Linked DNA regions of Homo sapiens: region 1 is linked to region 2. A link is a contact called in ENCODE Hi-C or POLR2A ChIA-PET data. All regions are on one chromosome and are shown on one strand. Each heading gives the region's core, a stretch centred on a gene start or an enhancer-like site at or near the end of the contact. The rest is flanking DNA. Distances are from core to core; before and after follow the strand shown. Region 1 holds the start of TMDD1 (transmembrane and death domain 1). Region 2 overlaps GALNT6 (polypeptide N-acetylgalactosaminyltransferase 6).

Region 1 (5,687 bases), core at 887-3,386, 450 kb before region 2:
CACAAGCCTCTCAGCCCTTGGAGGTCCAGACCCACCTGCCCCCACTCCTCTATTTTGCACCTTACTGTGTGCAGACATTGGGCCTGGCACTGAGGATACAGAAGGGGTCAAGCACAGCTGCTATTCCTGGAGCCCATGTCTAGGTGGGAAAAGCTCAGAAATTGATCATTTAAAAATACAACTGGATAAAGCTGCTGGGGATGGGGGACCACATCAAAGTAGTCTTTATATTCATACACCTAGTGCAATTATCTGGTACATACAAGACATTGAATAGATGTTTCTTGAATAAATCCTCTAATTTCCAGATGAGTGCCCTGGTGGAGGATGCACAGGTTATCTTAAGAATGCCAAGAAATGGCTGGGGGCGCGGTGGCTCACGTCTGTAATCCCAGCACTTTGGGAGGCCAAGGTGGACGGATCACTTGAGGTCAGGAGTTTGAGACCAGCCTGGTCAACATGGTGAAACCTAGTCTCTACTAAAAATACAAAAATTAGCTGGGCATGGTGGTGCACACCTGTAGTCCAAGCTACTTGGGAGGTTGAGGCACGAGAATCACTTGGACCTGGGAGACAGAGGTTGCAGTGAGCCGAGATCATGCCGCTGCACTCCAACTTGGGTGACAGAGGGAGATTCTGATACAAAACAAAACAAAACAAACAAACAATGCCCAGAAAAGATCCTGACTTGTGGTGGTCTTGGTGGGGTGTCAGGAAAACTTCCTACCCAGGAGGGGAGGGGGATAGCTGGGCAAAGTATGGAGGCTGGAAACTGCATCTTACGTGCTGTGCCACGAGTCTTGTTGTGTTACAAGATAGTGAGGGCAGGAATTGGAGGAGTGAGGCTGGAGGAGTCAGCGGGGACCTCACTATGGAGGGCCTTCCATGCCCTGCTAGGAGCTGGGGCTCTATGATGAAGCCTTTGTGGGAGTTTAGGGGGCCGAGGACAGGACTGATTTGCAAGTTAAGAATTCACACAATGGCCCTGCCTTGTGGCTCATGCCTGTAATCCTTGCGCTTTGGGAGGCTGAGGCAGGAGGATCCCTTGAGCCCAGGAGTTCCGAGACCAGCCTGGGCAGCAGCAGGAGACCCTGTCTCTTAAAAAAACAAAAAATTCACACATTGACTCAACAAATCTTTACTGAACACTTATTATGCTCTAGTTGCCATGGGGACAATGTATGGACCTTGCAGTCTAGTTGGCGGAGACAGTAAAAAGGCCGAGCTGCAGTGTGCTGTGGGGCAGATAGGAGGAGTCCCTAATGGGGACACCACTAAGGGGTGTGACTCGGAGTCAGGGAGGGCTTCCCAAAGGCGCCTGACAGCAGGAGGAGTGCAGGCCGCGATCAGAAGGAGAGCCAGAGCCAAGCTTCCTTGGGGGAAATGGAATAAGTGCAGGTAGGCAGGGCCCCAGTGTTGGGGGGCAAGGATGGGGGCTGGAGGACCAGCAAGAGAGGAGGAGGGTCTGGACTTGCACTGGAGTGGGAGAATGGGATGATGGATTCATTTAATAAATACTAAACTTTAGTATTTGGTAGACAAGAGGAGAATTTAGGAATTGAGGCCAGGCATGGTGGCTCATTCCTGTCATCACAGCACTTTGGGAGGTGGTGGCAGAGGCGGAGGCTGGAGCTGGAGACCAGCCTGCGCAACACAGCAAGACCCCTATCTGCACAAAAGAAAATAAAAAAAGAGAATGTAGGAATTGATTGAATATCGAAGTTAATGGAGAGCAAGGGGTCTAGGGCTTTTCGTAAAGGGGAACGGTTGGGGAGTACATGAATTAGAAGAGATGTTGGTAACTTGTTCAGTTTGAGGTATTAGTGGCTATTAGGAGGCCTAGGGCAGGAGCTACAATGTAAAAGCCCAGAATCCTAGCCTCCTGGGGGGCTGAGAACCCCCTTCCTGGGTGTTGCAAGCCCTCTTACCCCAGTTCCTGAGTTTCGTGAGACCCTCCAACAAGTGCCATGTCGGAGTCCCCGTCTCCGTCGCTGGGTGTTGGCAGCCCCCTTGTCCCCAGTCCCCTCCTCCACTAGGCTTCCCGACTGTTCGGAGCCTCCTCCCTCCCACAATCCGCGGGCGTTCGGAACCCCTCCCCCATCACCGGCGCGGAGCCCGTCCACGTCCCCGTCCCCGCACAGTCCTCGGTCCCTGGTTCCCGCCAGGGATGGCGGCGCGGACTCTGGCGAGCGCCTTGGTCCTCACGCTCTGGGTTTGGGCGCTGGCTCCGGCGGGGGCCGTGGACGCTATGGGCCCTCACGCAGCCGTCCGTCTGGCCGAGCTGCTGACCCCGGAGGAGTGCGGCCATTTCCGGTCGCTCCTGGAGGCGCCCGAGCCCGACGTGGAGGCCGAGTTGTCCCGGCTTTCTGAAGACCGGCTGGCGCGGCCTGAGCCGCTCAACACCACGTCGGGGTCTCCGAGCCGGCGGCGGCGGCGAGAGGCGGCCGAGGACCCGGCGGGCAGGGTAGCCGGGCCTGGAGAGGTGTCCGACGGCTGCCGGGAGGCGCTGGCGGCCTGGCTGGCCCCCCAGGCCGCGTCCCTGTCCTGGGACCGCCTGGCTCGGGCCCTGCGGCGCAGCGGCCGCCCGGACGTGGCCAGGGAGCTGGGCAAGAACCTCCACCAGCAGGCGACGCTGCAGCTGCGCAAGTTCGGGCAGCGCTTCCTGCCGCGGCCCGGCGCCGCCGCCCGCGTGCCCTTTGCCCCGGCCCCGCGCCCCCGGCGCGCCGCGGTCCCCGCGCCGGACTGGGACGCCCTGCAGCTGATCGTGGAGCGCCTGCCGCAGCCCCTGTACGAGCGGAGCCCCATGGGTTGGGCGGGGCCGCTGGCGCTCGGCCTCCTCACCGGCTTCGTGGGGGCGCTGGGCACCGGGGCGCTGGTCGTCCTGCTCACGCTATGGATCACTGGCGGCGACGGCGACCGGGCGTCGCCCGGCAGCCCCGGCCCGCTCGCCACAGTGCAGGGCTGGTGGGAAACAAAGCTGCTCCTTCCTAAAGAGCGGCGCGCGCCCCCGGGGGCCTGGGCTGCAGATGGGCCAGATTCTCCCTCACCTCACAGTGCCCTTGCCCTCAGCTGTAAAATGGGAGCACAGTCTTGGGGCAGTGGTGCTTTGGACGGTTTATAAACGTTAAGAAATACCGAAAGAGCAGAGAGTTTGTTAATCCGTTGGAAAGGAGCAGCAAAGCCCGTGGGACTGCCGGTGGAAGAGGGGCTCAGGTACCAGGCTCCCAGGGTGGCAGGTGCACCGCCCAATTCTTGTCAGCTTAGCTTTTTTTTTTTTTTTTAAGAAGGAGCCTCGCTCTGTTGCCCAGGCTGGAGGGCAGTGGTGCGATCTCTGCTCACTGCAACCTCTGCCTCCGGGGTTCAAGGATTCAAGCGATTCTCCTGCCTCAGCCTCCCGAGTAGCTGGGACTACAGGTGTGCGCAGCCACGCCCCGCTAATTTTTGTGTTTTTAGTAGAGACGGGGTTTCGCCTTGTTGGCCAAGTTGGTCTCCAACTCCTGGGCTCAAGTGATCCGCCTGCCTGGGCCTCCCAGAGTGCTGGGATTACAGGCGTGAGCCACTGCGCCAGGCAGATTCCTTCTTATCTTGCAATTATTCTTCCACGAAGAGTTACCACTTATTGCGCACTGTGTGCCAGGCCTCATGCTAACTAGTTACATACATTATTTGATGTACTCTTCAAAACTCAAGGAGGAAGGTATTGTCTCCATCACACATGCGGAAACTCGGCCACAGCTAGTTAGTGGCATAGTCACGTTCTCGAACCTACGGCCGTCTGACCTGAAAGTTTGAGCTCCAGAAGGAAAGGTGTGTGCGCAATAAGGGGCTTGAAAAACGTGATGGGGACCAGAACAAGATGTGCAGCTCCCCCTCGGGGCTACTCTGGGGCTCTGCTGGAGTGTGCAGAGGCAGCACCACTAGAGAGGGGTGTGCCCACGTGCAGGGCGCCGCCTCCAAGGTGCTGCCCCCCGCCAGGCAAGGCCTCCTGACATGCTGAGTGGAGTCCCAAACCTTTCCCACACACCTGGGAGTGGCTAGGGCACTGCCTGCCCAGCTAAGGGGCTGAGCCGCGGTGAGCCCTTACGCAGACTTCTGTCCCCGCCACGGGACAGAGTGGGGTCCTGCGAGGTGGTGGTGCCTGTCCACCTTGGGCTTCAGTGTGAGGGCAATGACAGAATGACAGGCCAGTCCAAGAGGAGAGTTGAAAACAAGATTGACGTAACCCTTTATTGCAAATTCTAAAGTAAAAAGATGTACAGTACAAAGTAAAATTGAAATTTCATACTATAAACTTCCAATCCACTTACACATTCTCATTTCTCAAGCATTTCTGCCATTTCCGCATAAACAGAACAGGGAACAAGTCGAGGAGGTGAGGGAAGGAGATACAGCAAGGGGAAAAAATTGTCTTGAATAATCACAAACCCCAGAAGCAAGTGAAAGGAAAGACATTTTCTCGACCTGCTGTCCTGGTGATGAGAAGCGGGGGTGGTTGGAGCAGTGCAGTTTAAAATGGCTCTCAGAATAGCAGCATTTATGGTACCATTTCAGCTTCCTTAAGTCCAATAATACTTTGCCCTTCCCTAGCGCCTTTGCCTCTGTATCTCAAAACGCTTTACAAAACATTTAGTTAAAGCCTCACAACACCCCTGTGAGGTAGGTCAGTATTATTATCCCCATTTTACAGATGGGGAAACTGAGGCACAGAGAGGTTAAGTGACTTGCCCAAGGCCACACAGCGAGCCAGCGGTCAAGCTAGGGACAGAACACAGTTCTGTCCCTTTTCTGGAACCACTGGACCACACTCCCCTTTACCTATATACATTCTTCACACACACACACACACACCACATGTGCACACCCACCCACCCCACCCCACTTAGCCTCTATGTACAGCAAACAGCAGTGGGGGGCAGGGGCAGGGGGTGCCTCAGGAGTTTTAATGGAGGAAATCTTGGTAATCTTGGAAAGGGAATCCAAGAAAGCACAGAGCTGAACAATGGAAACTCTGTTGCAAAACTTGGGCCCCTCCCAACCCAGACTTCCTCTTCTCTCCTGATGTCCCCCTGGCTGGCAAGTTGCAGCCAATTCTTTAGGGGGTGGGGAGTACCTGAAAATGAACGAAGCTTTTTGCTAAACTGTGGGCAACATCTGAGAAAAGAAAGAGGCATCATTACAGAAGATGCCCAGGACTCAAGTCACAAAGTCATGACCCATGGCGATCTCACCTCCACAGCAGGCCTGGAGGCTGGGGGCCGAGGGGAGGAGGATGGGGACTGACCTACCAGCCATCTCGCTCCAGAGTGGAGCTACTGGAGCGGACTAGAGTGGGCACTTCGAGATCCTCCTGAGAGAGTGTTCCTGAACCAGGAGACATGGCCTAGGCCTAGAGAGGGATGTCCCCAAAGGGGGACAGGGAGAGAAGGAAGAGGAAGCGTGCCCCCACCCCCACACAAATGTGAAGGAGACCAGCCCTCGTCTGTGGGCCTGTCTGGGGCGATGGAGGGCAGGGCCCAGTATGAGCTTGCAGAGTGGAGGCTGTTGGGCATCGCACATGCCCTAGCTTTGGGGCACAGGGATAGGGTTTTTTTGTTTTTGTTTTTTAACATACAGGTGAAAAAGGCAGAAGTAAGGCCAGTCCAGCTGGGTTGGCTGACGTCATCTCTGAGGGCTCTGCCAGGTGGATT
Region 2 (6,069 bases), core at 3,433-5,932:
GATCTCTAGGGAATCTTTGTAGCAATGGAAAGGTTGTATGGAATGGAAGCAAGCATATTAGCGGTCCTTCCTCTCAAACTGGGTTCTTTCGTTATCTTTCTCCTCCTAACCCTATGCTACCCATCCTTCGGAAGCTCTTTCACCTGAATCTCTTGTACTGGAGTGTATTAGTCCATTCTCATTTATAAAGGAGAGAGGTTTAATTAACTCACAGTTCTGCAGGGCTGGGGAGACCTCAGGAAACCTATAATCATGGCAGAAGGGGAAGCAAACATGTCCTTCCTCATGAGGTGTCAGGAGAGAGAAGAATGAGAGCCGAGCAAAAGGGGAAGCCCCTCATAAAACCATCAGATTTCGTGAGAACTTACTATCACAAGGATAGCATGGTGGAAACTGCCCCATGATTCAATTATCTCCCACTGGGTCCCTTCCATCACATGTGGGGATTATGGGACCTACGACTCAAGATGAGATTTGGGTGAGGAAACAGCCAAACCATATCATTTCACCACTAACCCCTCCCAAATCTCATGTCCTCACATTTCAAAACACAATCATGCCTTTCCAACAGTCCCCCCAAAGTCTTAGCTAATTCCAGCATTAACCCAAAAGTCCAAGTCCAAACTCCCATCTGAGACAAGGCAAGTCCCTTCCCCTATGAGCCTGTAAAATCAAAAGCAAGTTAAGTCACTTCCTAGATACAATGGAGGTATAGGCATTGCGTAAATACAACCATTTGAAATGGGAGAAATTAGCCAAAACAGAGGGGCTACAGGCCCCATGCAAATCGAAAATCCAACAGGGCATTCATTAAGCCTTAAAGTTCCAAAGTGATTTCCTTTGACTTCGTGTCTCACATCCAGGTCACGCTGATGCAAGAGGTGGGCTCCCGTAGCCTTGGACGTGGGGGTTCTAAACTGTTAACTTTTCACCCTAAACTTTGTGACTCTGTGAGCTGCAAGTGCCCAGGTAGGCAACTCCTCTGACTAGCTAGACAAGTGACATAATGCCAGGCTGGCATAGGCAGCATCTAACAGGCAGAGTAGCCTGTGTTCAGTAGGGCAGAGTTGGCAGTAGCCCCAGTATCCCCTCCAGAGCACCCGCCCCTAGCAGGCCACCATATACACGTTCACCTTCTCTCTGTCTGTCCTGGACTTGTTGCCCTGGACTCTCTTCTAAAGCCAATTCTCTCCAAAGGCCAATTCCAGCATCTCTAAATCATCTGCATGGTCAGGACGCACTGGCTCACACCTGTAATCCCAGCACTTTGGGAGGCTGAGGTGGGAAAATCACTTGAGCCCAGGAGTTCAAGACCATCCTGGGCAACATAGTAAGACTCTGTCTTTACAAAAAAATAAAAAATTAGCTGGGCATGGTGGTATGTGCCTGTAGTCCCAGCTACTCGAGAGGCTGAGGTGGGAGGGTCACCTGAACTCAGGAGGTCAAGGTTGCAGTGAGCCCTGATCATGCCACTGTATTCAGCATGGGTGACAGAGCGACACCCTGTGTCAAAAACAAAAACAAAACAATCACCTGCCTGAAAAACCTAAGCTAGTCATTCTTATTTTTCTGGGTCCTGGCATCCTTTCAGAATCTGTTAAAATCCCTAGAATAGTGCACCACTGCCCACAATAATATGCAAAACCCACATTTTTGCATTTAATTCCAGGGAATTTGTGGACCCTATGATAAACAACCCTACCCAGAGGGCTTTCAGACGCTAGAGATACTTTAAGCAACATTCAGTTCAGTGAGGAAAGGAGGAAAAAACCCTCAGATCCATGGTCAGAAATCTCTGCCGTCCACAGTGGGATAAAATTTCCCACACGTTTGACTGTTTGATCAGATTAACCAGCTCTCATTACACACACACACAAACAGGACTGTGTCTCTGCCGAAATACAATGTCCCTGCTCTCTGACCTCCACTCCAGGCACCCAGTAGTAGCCCTATGAGAGTGAGTCTAAGGGCATTTGATACCATGGGGGAGGAGACCGCGTGCTGAGCTGGGGAGCTTTTTCTTCCCCACCTCTGAGTCAGAACCAGGGCACAGACCTCATTCCTGAGTGGCTAGGTCAGCAGCCAGGGTTCCCTCCCTGTCTGGCACACTCCACCAGCTTAACTAAATTAGAGGGAAAAAAAAGAAGAATGCAGGGCAATGGGTTAGTGAGTGAGTAATTAGGGAGCTCTTTTCACCGGAGTAGCCAGGAAAGACTACTCTTAGTACTCCCTGCAAAGGGAGCAGCCAACACAGAGGCCTGAGGCTTGACTTGTTAATGAGGCAGAAAGAAGACAGTGTGGCTTAAACAAAGTAAGCCAGGGAGCAGAAAGAGTGCTGGTGGAGTGGGTGTAAGGAGCCGGGCCCATGGCTCATGCCTGTTAATTCCAGCACTTTGAGAGGCCGAGGCAAGAGAACCCTTGAGGTCAGGAGTTTGGGACCAGCCTGGCCAACATGGAGAAACCCCGTCTCTACTAAAAATACAAAAATTAGCCAGGCATGGTGGTGGGCACCTGTAATCCCAGCTACTCAGGAGGCTGAGGCAGAAGAATTGCTTGAACCCCGGAGGCGGAGGTTGCAGTGAGCTGAGATCACACCATTGCACTCCAGCCTGGGCGACAAGAGCAAAACTCCATCTCAAATAATAATAATAATAATAATAATAATAATAATAATAATAATAATTTTTTAAAAGGCTAGCGGGACCAAATTGTGAGACCTCCGTAAGCCACCGACAGTGTTTGGATTTTTCATGTGTGTATGTAGTAAAAGGCACGACATAAAACGTATCATCTTCACGGTTTCAGTCCACAGTTTATTGATTTTAAATGCATTCACATTATTGTGCAACCATCTCCGGAACTTTTTTTTTTCCCTTTTTTAATAAGATGGGGTCTCACCATGTTGACCAGGCTGGTCTGGAACTCCCAGCCTCCCAAAGTGCTAGGATTACATGCGTGAGTCACCACAACCAGCCAATAACTTATTTTTTGTCATCCCAAACTGAAATTCTGTACCTATTAAACATGAATTCTCCACGCTGTCCTCCCCACAACCCCTGGCAACCACCCTTCTACTTTCTGTCTCTATGAATTTGATTATCATAAGTGGAATCATACAGTATTTGTCCTTTTGTGACTGGCTTATTTCACTTAGCATAATGCCTTCAAGATTCATCCATGTTGTAACATTTGTCAGAATTTACTTTATTTTTTTTGAGATGGAGTTCGTTCTTGTTGCCCATTGGCGCAATCTTGGCTCACCGCAACCTCCACCTCCTGGGTTCAAGTGATTCTCCTGCCTCGGCCTCCCGAGTAGTTGGGATTACAGGCACGTGCTGGCTAATTCTGAATTTTTAGTAGAGACAGGGTTTCTCCGTGTTGGTCAGGCTGGTCTCGAACTCCTGACCTCAGGTGATCCACCCACCTTGGCCTCCCAAAGTGCTGAGATTACAGGCGTGAGCCACCAAACCCGGCCCAGAATTTACTTTTTAAGGCTGAATACTATTCTATTGTATGTATACACCACATTTTGTTTGTCCGTTCATTCGCTGATGGACACTGAGGCTGTTTCTGCCTTTGGCTATCGTGACTAATGCTGCTGTGAACATTGGTGTGCAAATATCCAAGTCTCTGCTTTCAGCTCTTCAGGGTATATGCCCAAAAGTGGAATTGCTGGATCATATGGTAATTCTGTCTTTAGTTTTTTTTAAGGAACCATCATACCTTTCCATAAGGAAACACCATGGATTTGTTTTTAAATACAATTTGAAGCCGCTGTAGTGACATGATCTGATTTATGATTTTTAGAGAGAATTTTACTTCTCACAGTAGCTGCCGTGTCAAGAATAGATTGAGGAGAGTGGTATAGAAGGCAGAAAAGCAGTGACTGTGGGGATGAGAGAGAGAGCTGGCAGTACCTGCAGATGTGCTGATTGTGGAAGGGGACAGCAGGGGGGATTCTAGCATGACTTCCAGGTTAGAGCAGCTGGAGGGATGCTGGCACCGTGTACTGACGTGAGGGAGACTGGGGGGCAGATTTGCAGGGGAAATTCAGAGCCTGTTTTGGGCATATGTTGAATTTTCCATTTTGTTCCACATCCAAGTGAAGATGGCAAGGTCAGGAAGGAATCCCTGGGAGCCATCTGCATGATACTTCAGATCATGGAACTGAGTGCGGTGTCTGTGTTGGCATCCCAGGGGTCTTGTGGACTTGAGTTGTGAGGAGTGAAGCTGGTTGGGGTGGTGGGGTGTTGAACCTAAGTTGGAAGGCTGTCACGGCGGGGACATGAGTGTGTGGCTGGGCTCACCGGTACAGCTATGCTCAGCTCCAGTCTCCTCAGTTCTGGGTCTGTCCAGTAGGTCTGGGGGTGGAACAGGTGGAGTATCACGAGGGGCATTGCTTAGGGGAGTTGTCTCCCCAGAAGGGCTTGAGGCCAGAGGCTGGAAGCCTCTCAGGCTGAGAATCCCTGGGTCTGGCCTCACCAGACTGGAAGGAAGGCGTGGGAGAAGGGCTTTGTAGTGCTCGGGGCCCCCCCTGAGGTTCACAGCTCAGTGCTTCACTGTCTCTCACCACAAAACCCACTTCCTATGATGTTTTGTCCGTGGGTTATCTCCACTACCGTGAACTTCCTGTGCGCAGAGCTGGGCAAGCTCTCGGGGAAACACAGCAGCCATGCTGAGGAGCCTGGGCTTCCTCCCTCCTTCCTGTCAGGGCCAGCACCCGGGGCTGCAGGTGCACTATGAGTCTCAAAGGGCAGGACCCAGACCAGGCCCCTCCCTTCCCAGAACAGCATCTGGCACCTGGCAGCACATTGACAGACATTTGTGGAGTGAGTGCTGGGCTGAGGCTGCTGCATGAGGCTGATTTTGATTCCTGAGGTCCTGGCCCCCAGAGATAAGAGGCCTCATTCCTGGAGTTAAGTAAGATACAGCCCCCTCCTCAGATGACTGCCTGAAGAATCCATTCATAAATGAGCGCCATGTCATAATCACCTCACCTGTCTGTCCAGTAGGATTGAAGAAGGAAAAAGTGGGCGGGGCGTAGTGGCTCACGCCTGTAATTCCAACTCTTTGGGAGGCCGAGGCGGGCAGATCACTTGAGGTCAGGAATTCGAGACCAGCCTGGCCAACATGGTGAAGCCCCATCTTCACAAAAAATACAAAAAATTAGCGGGGCGTGGTGGCAGGTGCCAATAATCTCAGCTACTTGGGAGGCTGAAGCAGGATAATTGCTTGAACCCAGGAGGTGGAGGTTGTGGTGAGTCGAGATTGCACCACTGCACTCCAGCCTGGGCGACAGAGTAAGACTCTGTCTCCAAAAAAAAGAAGAAAAAAAAAAAAAACATGGAAAAAAAAAGAAGGAAAAAGCTGAAATTCCAAATTATAGAGACTTTCCTTCTCCTAGGCGCCACTCTCCAGGACAGTGACTAAAGAACAGCTTCAACAAACCCCTTTCTCTCCCTTTCCCTCCCGGGATCTCACACACAGGGAAATGGCAAGGCCTTGGGTGACTGCGAGAGGAAGCAGAGACCACCTTGAAACTCGGGTGCATTAAGTCCTTGGCCTTCTCATCTTAATCTGCTCCAGAATAAAAAAATTTAAAAAAAAAAGTCCGTGGCCTCACTGGTGGTCAAGAGACCACCTTGAAACTCAGGTGCATTAAGTCCTTGGCCTTCTGATCTTAATCTGCTCCAGAATTAAAAAATTAAAAAAAAAAAAAATTCCATGGCCTCACTTCCCCTGGAGGGAGAAGGTGGGGAGTCCTCACATGCAGACTGGCTAGGATCCTGCTGCTGCCCTTTGTGCTTCTGCCACCCTGGGCTAGTCACTTTGAGTCTTACTTTCCCCATCTATAAACACTGGGGACAATACTCCCTGTTTCATAGAGTTGTTAACTATCATAGAGAAGATTAAATAAAGAAGTCACCATGAAGACACCTACCTCACCCACACCGGCACACACTCCAGCTCAGTGCTGGGTTATTGTGTGCGTGCATTTGTGGGAGATCAATTGCATGCAACCCCCTAAGCTGCTTAATTTCAGGACCTGCCGTTTGTAGAATGCTGCAT

What was found. A loop is a pair of places that touch in the nucleus more often than their neighbours do. ChIA-PET counts read pairs that join two places held with the same protein, here RNA polymerase II (POLR2A). Pooled maps may share reads with other maps.
Region 1: a pooled map shows a loop between it and region 2 (6-fold over the local background). The contact joins the promoter of TMDD1 here to the enhancer-like site in region 2. A Hi-C loop is called at or near these places in 5 of 50 pooled maps. POLR2A ChIA-PET finds 5 or more read pairs at or near these places in 7 of 52 experiments (A549, CD4-positive, alpha-beta T cell, CD8-positive, alpha-beta T cell and 3 more).

What each region holds. Positions count from the first base shown.
Region 1 is chr12:51,811,374-51,817,060 of GRCh38, reverse strand. TMDD1 (transmembrane and death domain 1) reads left to right here and starts at 2,136. Exons shown (of 1, transcript NM_001386737.1): 1 at 2,136-3,140. The coding sequence starts at 2,168. The coding sequence ends at 3,121. SCN8A (sodium voltage-gated channel alpha subunit 8) reads right to left here. Exons shown (of 27, transcript NM_001330260.2): 27 at 4,197-5,687. RefSeq lists an enhancer at 1,937-2,436 and a silencer at 2,545-2,624.
Region 2 is chr12:51,367,669-51,373,737 of GRCh38, reverse strand. The region is part of intron 4 of GALNT6 (polypeptide N-acetylgalactosaminyltransferase 6); the gene reads left to right. Among named protein-coding and RNA genes, the nearest start is that of GALNT6, 21 kb to the left of the region's middle. RefSeq lists enhancers at 1,858-2,424, 4,263-4,412. Within about 2 kb of position 4,682, at least 7 of the 41 ENCODE cell types and tissues checked have a DNase peak (open chromatin) inside an H3K27ac peak, as active enhancers do; they include CD8-positive, alpha-beta T cell, where a contact is called at or near this core.